3 separate regions of the Homo sapiens genome follow, and regions 1 and 2 are each linked to region 3. The links are chromatin contacts, found by Hi-C or POLR2A ChIA-PET in ENCODE. All regions are on one chromosome and are shown on one strand. The core of a region is the stretch at or near the end of the contact, and the rest is flanking DNA. Distances in the headings are between cores, read along the strand shown.

What was found. A loop is a pair of places that touch in the nucleus more often than their neighbours do. ChIA-PET counts read pairs that join two places held with the same protein, here RNA polymerase II (POLR2A). Pooled maps may share reads with other maps.
Region 1: a map with no recorded cell type shows a loop between it and region 3 (10-fold over the local background). The contact joins two enhancer-like sites. A Hi-C loop is called at or near these places in 5 of 37 single-sample maps with no recorded cell type and 9 of 50 pooled maps. POLR2A ChIA-PET finds 5 or more read pairs at or near these places in 3 of 52 experiments (AG04449, CD4-positive, alpha-beta T cell and OCI-LY7).
Region 2: a loop to region 3 is called in a map with no recorded cell type, with 6 times the contacts of the local background. The contact joins two enhancer-like sites. A Hi-C loop is called at or near these places in 2 of 37 single-sample maps with no recorded cell type and 4 of 50 pooled maps.

The regions. Positions count from the first base shown.
Region 1 is chr4:113,354,252-113,357,654 of GRCh38, forward strand. ANK2 (ankyrin 2) reads left to right here. Exons shown (of 46, transcript NM_001148.6): 38 at 1-3,403. Among named protein-coding and RNA genes, the nearest start is that of MIR8082, 200 kb to the left of the region's middle. RefSeq lists enhancers at 1-723, 1,153-2,352, 1,700-1,919. Within about 2 kb of position 1,465, at least 12 of the 41 ENCODE cell types and tissues checked have a DNase peak (open chromatin) inside an H3K27ac peak, as active enhancers do.
Region 2 is chr4:113,315,365-113,318,614 of GRCh38, forward strand. ANK2 (ankyrin 2) reads left to right here. Exons shown (of 46, transcript NM_001148.6): 25 at 2,343-2,445; 26 at 3,153-3,250. Among named protein-coding and RNA genes, the nearest start is that of MIR8082, 160 kb to the left of the region's middle. RefSeq lists an enhancer at 1,803-1,882. Within about 2 kb of position 1,672, at least 2 of the 41 ENCODE cell types and tissues checked have a DNase peak (open chromatin) inside an H3K27ac peak, as active enhancers do.
Region 3 is chr4:113,823,334-113,826,751 of GRCh38, forward strand. No RefSeq gene overlaps it. Among named protein-coding and RNA genes, the nearest start is that of CAMK2D, 63 kb to the left of the region's middle. Within about 2 kb of position 1,283, at least 2 of the 41 ENCODE cell types and tissues checked have a DNase peak (open chromatin) inside an H3K27ac peak, as active enhancers do.

The DNA.
Region 1 (3,403 bases), core at 215-2,714, 470 kb before region 3:
CTCACCTGTATCACCCTCGACAAAAACTGAAAGGCACTCTCCTGTGTCATCTACAAAAACAGAAAGACACCCACCTGTTTCGCCTTCAGGCAAAACAGACAAACGTCCACCTGTATCGCCCTCCGGGAGGACAGAAAAACACCCGCCAGTATCGCCTGGGAGAACAGAAAAACGCTTGCCTGTTTCACCCTCCGGAAGAACGGACAAGCACCAACCTGTATCAACAGCTGGGAAAACTGAGAAGCACCTGCCTGTGTCACCTTCTGGCAAAACAGAAAAGCAACCACCTGTATCCCCCACTTCAAAAACAGAGAGGATTGAGGAAACCATGTCTGTTCGGGAGCTGATGAAGGCTTTCCAGTCAGGTCAGGACCCTTCTAAACATAAAACTGGACTCTTTGAGCACAAATCAGCAAAACAAAAGCAGCCACAAGAGAAAGGTAAAGTTCGGGTAGAAAAAGAAAAGGGGCCGATACTAACCCAGAGAGAAGCTCAGAAAACAGAGAATCAGACAATCAAACGAGGCCAGAGACTCCCGGTAACGGGCACAGCAGAATCCAAAAGAGGAGTTCGTGTTTCCTCCATAGGAGTTAAGAAAGAAGATGCAGCTGGAGGAAAGGAGAAAGTTCTCAGCCACAAAATACCTGAACCTGTTCAGTCAGTGCCTGAAGAAGAAAGCCACAGAGAGAGCGAAGTGCCCAAAGAAAAGATGGCTGATGAGCAGGGAGACATGGATCTACAGATCAGCCCAGATAGGAAAACCTCCACTGACTTCTCTGAGGTCATTAAGCAAGAGTTGGAAGACAATGACAAATACCAACAATTCCGCCTGAGTGAGGAGACAGAAAAGGCACAGCTTCACTTAGACCAAGTACTCACTAGTCCTTTCAACACAACATTTCCACTCGACTACATGAAAGATGAGTTCCTTCCAGCTCTGTCTTTACAAAGCGGTGCTTTAGATGGCAGTTCTGAAAGCCTAAAGAATGAGGGGGTAGCCGGCTCTCCGTGTGGCAGCCTGATGGAGGGGACCCCTCAGATTAGTTCAGAAGAAAGCTATAAGCATGAAGGCCTAGCAGAGACCCCTGAGACGAGCCCAGAAAGCCTTTCTTTCTCACCAAAGAAAAGTGAGGAGCAAACTGGGGAAACAAAGGAAAGCACCAAGACAGAAACCACCACAGAAATTCGTTCAGAAAAAGAGCATCCCACGACCAAAGACATTACTGGTGGCTCTGAAGAGCGAGGTGCCACAGTCACTGAGGACTCAGAGACCTCTACTGAGAGTTTTCAGAAAGAGGCCACTCTAGGCTCTCCCAAAGACACAAGCCCTAAAAGACAAGATGATTGCACAGGCAGCTGTAGTGTAGCATTAGCTAAAGAGACACCTACAGGACTGACTGAGGAGGCAGCCTGTGATGAAGGTCAACGTACCTTTGGTAGTTCAGCCCACAAGACACAAACTGATAGTGAGGTTCAAGAATCCACAGCCACCTCAGACGAGACAAAGGCCTTGCCGCTGCCTGAGGCTTCTGTAAAGACAGATACAGGAACTGAATCAAAACCTCAGGGAGTCATTAGAAGTCCCCAAGGGTTAGAACTTGCACTCCCTAGCCGAGATAGCGAAGTCCTCAGCGCTGTGGCTGATGACTCATTAGCAGTGAGCCACAAAGACTCTCTGGAAGCCAGCCCTGTGCTAGAAGATAACTCTTCACACAAAACCCCTGATTCTCTGGAGCCAAGTCCTCTGAAAGAATCCCCTTGCCGTGACTCTCTGGAAAGCAGCCCTGTTGAACCAAAGATGAAGGCTGGAATTTTTCCAAGTCACTTTCCTCTTCCTGCAGCTGTTGCCAAAACAGAACTCTTGACGGAAGTGGCCTCTGTGCGGTCCCGGCTACTCCGAGACCCTGATGGCAGTGCTGAGGATGACAGTCTTGAGCAGACATCGCTCATGGAGAGCTCAGGGAAGAGCCCCCTTTCTCCTGACACCCCCAGCTCTGAAGAAGTCAGCTATGAGGTTACACCCAAAACCACAGATGTAAGTACACCAAAACCAGCTGTGATTCATGAATGTGCAGAGGAGGATGATTCAGAAAACGGGGAGAAAAAGAGGTTCACACCTGAAGAGGAGATGTTTAAAATGGTAACCAAAATCAAAATGTTTGATGAACTTGAACAAGAAGCAAAGCAGAAAAGGGACTACAAAAAAGAACCCAAACAAGAAGAATCTTCTTCATCTTCTGACCCAGATGCTGACTGTTCAGTAGATGTGGATGAACCAAAACATACAGGCAGTGGGGAGGATGAAAGTGGTGTCCCTGTGTTAGTAACTTCGGAGAGCAGGAAGGTGTCTTCCTCCTCAGAAAGTGAACCTGAGTTGGCACAGCTTAAAAAAGGTGCTGACTCAGGCCTTTTACCAGAACCAGTGATTCGAGTACAACCTCCTTCTCCACTTCCATCAAGCATGGACTCCAATTCCAGTCCAGAAGAAGTACAATTCCAGCCTGTCGTTTCCAAACAATATACTTTCAAGATGAATGAAGATACTCAGGAAGAGCCAGGCAAATCAGAAGAAGAAAAAGATTCTGAATCCCATTTAGCTGAAGACCGTCATGCTGTTTCCACTGAGGCTGAAGACAGGTCTTATGATAAGCTAAACAGAGACACTGATCAGCCAAAAATCTGTGATGGCCATGGATGTGAGGCCATGAGTCCTAGCAGCTCAGCTGCTCCTGTCTCTTCAGGTCTACAGAGTCCGACTGGTGATGATGTTGATGAACAGCCAGTCATCTATAAAGAATCATTAGCTCTCCAAGGCACTCATGAAAAAGACACAGAGGGAGAAGAGCTTGATGTTTCTAGAGCAGAATCTCCACAAGCAGATTGCCCCAGTGAAAGCTTTTCATCTTCATCCTCTTTGCCTCATTGTTTGGTATCTGAAGGAAAAGAATTAGATGAAGACATATCTGCCACATCTTCTATTCAAAAAACAGAGGTCACAAAAACTGATGAAACATTTGAGAACTTACCAAAGGACTGCCCCTCTCAAGACTCATCCATTACTACTCAAACAGATAGATTTTCCATGGATGTTCCCGTGTCTGACCTAGCTGAGAATGATGAAATCTATGATCCACAAATCACTAGCCCTTATGAAAATGTCCCTTCCCAATCTTTTTTCTCTAGTGAAGAAAGCAAAACCCAAACAGATGCAAATCACACCACAAGTTTTCACTCTTCTGAAGTGTATTCTGTTACCATCACATCCCCTGTTGAAGACGTTGTAGTGGCAAGCTCCTCTAGTGGAACTGTTTTAAGCAAAGAATCTAATTTTGAGGGCCAGGACATAAAAATGGAATCCCAACAGGAAAGTACCTTGTGGGAAATGCAATCAGACAGTGTCTCT
Region 2 (3,250 bases), core at 422-2,921, 510 kb before region 3:
GACCTTTGCAATCTGGCAGCCACGTCACAAGGTTTTATTTGAGGTACCATTATTTACCATTCAGTTTGTTCTCATTCAAGCTAAATTTTCATTTTCCCTTTGAGACCGGTGTTTCTGCTATTCCAGAAGACGGTTGAGCCCATAGAACAGCTGTATTAGAAACAGAAGAGGTTGGCTCCTCTACTATTTTCCCTTCCTTAGCCAAATTCAAAACAAAATAAAGGTGAATAGAATTTAAGAGTTGCTGATCTAGCCCGGGCATAGTGGCTCACGCCTGTAATCCCAGCACTTTGGGAGGCCAAGGTGGGCGGATCACGAGGTCAGGAGATCGAGACCATCCTGGCTAACACGGTGAAACCCTGTCTCTACTAAAAATACAAAAAAATTAGCCAGGCGTGGTGGCAGGCGCCTGTAGTCCCAGCTACTCGGGAGGCTGAGGCAGGAGAATGGTGAACCTGGGAGGCGGAGCTTGCACTGAGCCACGATCGCGCCACTGCACTCCAGCCTGGGTGACAGAGCGAGACTCCGTCTCAAAAAAAAAAAAAAAAAAAAAAAAAGAATTGCTGATCTCGTGCCACCTGGTACAAAACACATCCAAGTGGATCTTAGCTATCTTTGTGATTTACAGCAGGAAAACAAATTATCCATTCCACCAGCTGAGACAAGCTTTTGCTGAGATTAACCCTTTTCCCAATAATCTAATCCCCTATCAAAAGCTAAATGTAAAACCATCTGTAATATAAGTAGCCTCCAATTGCTGGAGCTAAAACTCTTGTTGATGAAATTACTAAGGCTCTGTCAAGAGCCTCAATCTTCTCCAAGAGCCTACATAACATAAAATAGTTAATTCTCAGGTTATATTTAGATTTTGTTTTATTGTAAACACAGATTTATGTATGTGTTAACGCAAGGATCAGACAATCAACTCTTTTTATTCATGTCATTTACCCTTTAAGACTTTTTTTGGAATATACCTACATGTAAAATAAGAAGGAGAAGGTCCTGGATTACTATGAATTACCTACAAAGTGATGATTTCCTCAAAGACAATTGATGCGGGCTATGTTGACACCTCATAGATATGATAGTACATGGCTTACAAAATTAAATATACTTGCAAAATGAAGATAGTTTCTACTAATAAATATGCTAATTTAACATTTAGTCCATAATTCTACAGTGCTTCACTGGCCAAACACCTACTAGCTAAAAGTAAATGAAAGTTTGCTTCTATAAATATTGTGAAAGCTTGCGTATCTCCTTTTTTTCCCTTATGGGCTTTGGGCTAATATTTTGAACACAGATCTTTAATACTTGAGCTACAGTGTATAAAATATAGCTTATTTAAGATACCAATCTGTCATTTGATTTTACAAATTGATTTAAAAGGAATGAGATTGCATCTATGCAAATGTCAAGTTTTACCTATTACATATGAGTGTGTAATTTAGAACTTTGAAGTTCAGATTTTTCAAAAATGTAATGCATGGTTTATCAAGGCCTAAATCCCATTTTGAAGCCAAACCTCATTTTTGGTCAGTGGCCATTGGCAATTTGTCTTTGTGCTGGCAGGTGTGTCTGTGTTCTGGGCTGGAGCTTAGATACAGTTTCTTGTGCTCATGCATCTCATCACCACGGCAACCAACACTCTGGTGCTTCAGTCACCACACACAGGACATGCAAAGGGGACAGTGCTCTCGTTTGAAATAATAGCATTGTTGGAGTCACTAGAGACAAACAAGAGGAACTCCACTTCCGCAGGAAGCATGCATCTGGCCACAGTTCATTTCACTCTGTACCTTCCAGGGGAATGCACCAACATTCAGTCATTCACAGTTTAGAGAGGAGGAGAAAGAGGCATAGAGAGAGAATGGAAAATAATAAGCGAAAATGAAACTGGGCTTTCATTTTGTTCTTCTCTCTGAGGGCCATCTACTTTCCTCCTTATATTTTTCTTAGTTGCAGAGAGATTAACATTTAACACAGATTTAAGCAATCTATCCTGGAATTATTTCCTGAGTGAATTTCTGGTACTGGCAGTAATAAACTACAGTTGCTGGTTTCAAACATTTCTGGGAAGAAAATGAATCAGATTAGGAGTATCAAATTTTAACTTCTGGATTCCCTTGTGCTCTTGCCATTGAGCGGTAGGAACCTGTCAAAGGATGTGTTAGTTCAGCTGTTGGACAAAAAGGTAGGACAACAGAGACTTGTGTCCCCCTGGAAGTTGTGCTGTTAGCTAATAGCACGCTTTTTTCACTCTCCTGCTCGGCTCATCATTTTGTCATCCCAACCCTGCTACTGCTGTTGGTATATGCCATGGCCTCCTGCCAACCTACCAGCCTTCGATCCTTCAGTTCCGACAGGTCTCACACTCTGAGCCATGCCTCCTACCTGAGGGACAGTGCCGTGATGGATGACTCAGTTGTGATTCCCAGTCACCAGGTATGTGACATTTTGCCTTCATGTCTTTGCTTTCTGGAGAGCTTTGTAACATTATTGGATGCTAGAAATGTCCTGAGAAAGTTTTTAATCCCCCCAAAATCATTCCCAATTCAGTTGAGAAGCTAGGATAAGAGATTTGAGGGTTTTCCTAAAACATGAAAAATGTTCACTAGATTTTTTCAATGAGCAGTGTTTTTCTGAAAAAGCATACTGCTTATTTCTTCAGCTATACTGAATTCTTCTGTGGAGATTATATATGAACATTATATTTTTAAAATAAAATCTCCATTAAAGGAAAAAGTGAAGTAGGATGCATTTAAGGTATAAGATGAATGGTACAGGTTAAGTTATATCTTTCAATATTTAAAATTGTTAGCTATGAGAAAGGCTTAAAATTTATTCTGGAATATTTTAATTTTAGTTATGATTTTATCACTTTTGGTGGATTGGGTATAGGGAAATAGATGGATACCTACTGTCTTCAAAGACAATTACACGAATGTAATCTTATATAATCTATTTAAATAATGCAGTTTAAAAGAGAATGCATTTTAAAAGATTCATTGTAAATACATTGGTTTTATATTTTAAGTGTAAGTTTTTCTAGGTTATACCACTTTCCAGTGATGACACTTTTTATATTTTGTTATATTTTACTTTAATTGAAGCAAAGTGTGTTTATTCAATCCAGTGTTCTTTGTGTTTAGGTGTCAACTCTAGCCAAGGAGGCAGAAAGGAATTCTTATCGCCTAAGCTGGGGCACTGAGAACTTAGACAACGTGGCTCTTTCTTCTAGTCCTATTCA
Region 3 (3,418 bases), core at 33-2,532:
CAGCTAAGCAAGGATAGGCCAAATGTCAAAGAGTGGTCCAGAAGTCAGACTGAGAGTTCAATTTCCTCACCCACTGACCGCACTCACTGAATGCCTCTGAAAAACCATGACTAATCACTTCTTCTTTTCAAGTATCTTATGAGGATATCTTTCTTAAAAGTATTTTATTCAGTTTCAAAAGATTTTTTATTACCTAATGCCTTTTCTCTAACTCAAAACAAATAGTACTTTTCAGTAATCGTTGCCCTTTTCACATCAATCCTTCTCCACATTGGTTGAACAATACTCTTTGGGAAAAAATAAACTGGATAGTACAACATATAGTAAGTTGAATATATAATATCTTCTTCTAATAGGTCTTCACATTTTTGCATCAAACTTGTTGTCTTAAATTCAACATCTTCTTTTGAGTAATAATACTTATGAATAACTTATGGAAAACATTGTTAAAGGTGAAAGTATCATAGAAACAAGAACTCCAGGGCATTTAAATATATCGCGAATGAGGCTTTATAAAGACTATGAATGCTAATTTGTATATCAAATATAAACAGGGTTACTAGTGAAAACAAGGTCCAAATAGGGTAATTCAAAATAGCATATTCATATCTTTTTAAACATCCCTCAGAAAACTATATTTGAAGCAATCAGGATAATCTACATATTTCTTACAAAAATACATTTGTTTTACAAAGAGCAAGATGAGCAATTAAAGTAAAACTATTAAGGATGTTGTAAGTGTCTGGGGCTAAGATTTCAGAATTAGAGTTTGGGATTAAGAAGCAATTTCTTGCATACTAAAGTTGTAAAGGTGTCAATATGAATGTGTGGCTTCCTTGAATAGTGCTCATGTATGCAGAGATCGGTGTTGATAATGCAACTATTATCATTTTTGTGATTTGGTTTGGAAAGGACAGGAAAGGATAATTGTATAAGAGAAGCAATGGTACAAATCAAATGAAAATTCAGATGATCAGCCAGGTCCAAGATGCATGGAGAATGAAGACAGAAACTTGTGAAAGTTTTTGTTTGTTTGTTTGTTTATTTTTAAAAGAGGGATTGATATCTGAGGAAGACCAAGTTACTGGAAGTCTTCAACTTGGAAGTCAAAGAATAAATAGGAAATATGTTTATAGAGAATGTTAGCTAAAATTTTCAGACATTTTAGTTTGCAGGGCATGACAAGATGGAGGGTAAAGCTGTAAGAGTGGGTAGTTGTGAAAGAAATGCAAAGGGAAATTATTGCATTAGTGATCTATTGCTGTGTTACAAATCACAAATTCAGTGGCTTAAGACGATATTAATTATCTCACAGTTTCTGTGAGTCATGAGTCCAGTTACTGCCTAGCTGGATTCTCTTCTTAGGGTCTTACAGTGCTGCAATTAATGTGTTGGCTGGAGTGTGTTCTCATTTGAGATTTGACTGTTGAGGAATCTATTTCCAAGCTCACTCGGATTACTGGAAGAATTTCCTTGCAGTTGTAGGATTGAGGGCTCTGGCCTCTTGTTGGTTGTGAGCTGAAACTGCCTTGAGCTCCTACAGTCAATTCTCATCATTTAGAAGCTATTCGCAGTTCCCAGAGGTCACCTGAAGTTCTTTGCCATATGAGCTTTCCCAACATGGTTTCTTACTTCATCAAACCAGCAAGGAGACATATGCTAGGGTGCCATCCCATCATCTTTGCCATAATCTGTTGGTTAGAAGTAAGTTACAGGCTCGCCCTGTGATTAAAGTTGGGGCGGGGGGTGGATTACACAAAGATGTGAATGCCAGAAAATGGGGATCATGAGTTCACCTTAGAAGCTGTACACCTCAACTGATAAGAGAAAAACTCTCAATATAGTATGACTCTGAAGTTTTCCAACTTAATAGAATGAACCAGTTTCATTCTATTTAGTAATGCAGGGCATTTAGTAAATGCAGGGCAATCACTAAAAAATAACAGAGTACAAAAGTTGACATAGCTGTCTAGTCTGAATCTAAGAAGAGCAGATTTTTATATTTGACTGGTGGAATAAGGCAGGAAACAGCATTTGCCACAGAAAACGAGAACTTAAACCAGGGCTCATGAAACTTGAAAGAATCAGCAGCCTCCACTGCAGAGGCTTCAGGGAAACTGTGGTTAGAACTAAAGAGCAGAGAGATTATTTTGTGAATAGGTTGATATGTGACACATGTTTTTTACCATGGCATGAGTTAGAAAAGCCAGTGGGAAAATGAGATGAAGGACAGCAGAGGGGAATGTAACTTGTAAATGTAAAAGTAGCTTGTGTTACATTTCCATCCATTTCCAGTTCATAAGCATTTTCCTCTATCCTTTCTGTTACTTGTTATATATGTGTCTCTTAAAAATAGCAGGCCTGATGTTTCTGAATCTTATGGCCCTTTAATTATTTGAAGACAAGTTTCACATCTTCTCTCTTTCAGAAAAGGTGTTGTGAGAAAGAGGCTTACTTTTAGTCCAGCATTAAAGGATTTTATATTTTTTATAAAGGATAAATTATTTTAAAAGTCTTAGACAAGGTCTGTCCCCTCCCTGCTGAGCCTGTGCAAACTCTCAGGAGATCCCAGTCACTCTCTCTCCTAATAAGACTTTCTGTCTTCTCTTTCCTAGTTCTTTCTCTCTCTTTCTCAAATTACAGTGTTGCTTTAGGAGGATTGAATATAGAAAGGGTTTGAGGCAAAGGTGGTAAGAAGGATTGTGATGGAGGAGGGAAAGCACAATATTCTCCTTTATTTGTTCCTCCATCTCAAACCTGAGCAGGAAAAACAAAACAAATAAACAAAGCAATGCCAAAACAAAAACCTTTTATTAAAGAGAAGATTACGGAAAGATACCTGTTCTGCATGGTTGGTACTGACAGCTACATCATGAGGGAAAATAATTGCTTTTAAGTCCTTTTCTCTCCCTTCCAAAAAAAGTATACTGGTTCTCAGAAATCCTTGTTAAATAGAGAAGAAAAAAATCGTCTGGTTAGTCAGACTTCAAGGTCAAAGGAGGTATGCCTGGGTGCAACATAAGGAGTTCATATACTGAATGACTCCTTTTAAAATTAGTCTCATTCAAAGTAGCAATTTTCACATAATCATTTGATTAAGTGCTTCAAATAACAAAAATTGGAATGGAATCAACTTCTTAGAAATTTTTTGTTGTTGCTCTATTACTTTGAATATTCAAACGGGCTGTAAAAAAAATCACTGAGATGTTCCAAAAATGAGCTGTGGAGCAGTATCTAGAGATTATGGTCAAGAACAGCCCACATTGGATGACCCTGACTTATTATGTAACACTTGGCTTATCCACACTTGGAATAGTACTTGTTTGGATACCATGTGTGCAGTTATTCTTGCCAGGATGCCAACAGTGTAGCTGTCTTTTAACGAACCCTATACTGGTGGTCTCCAGGTGGTTGAATG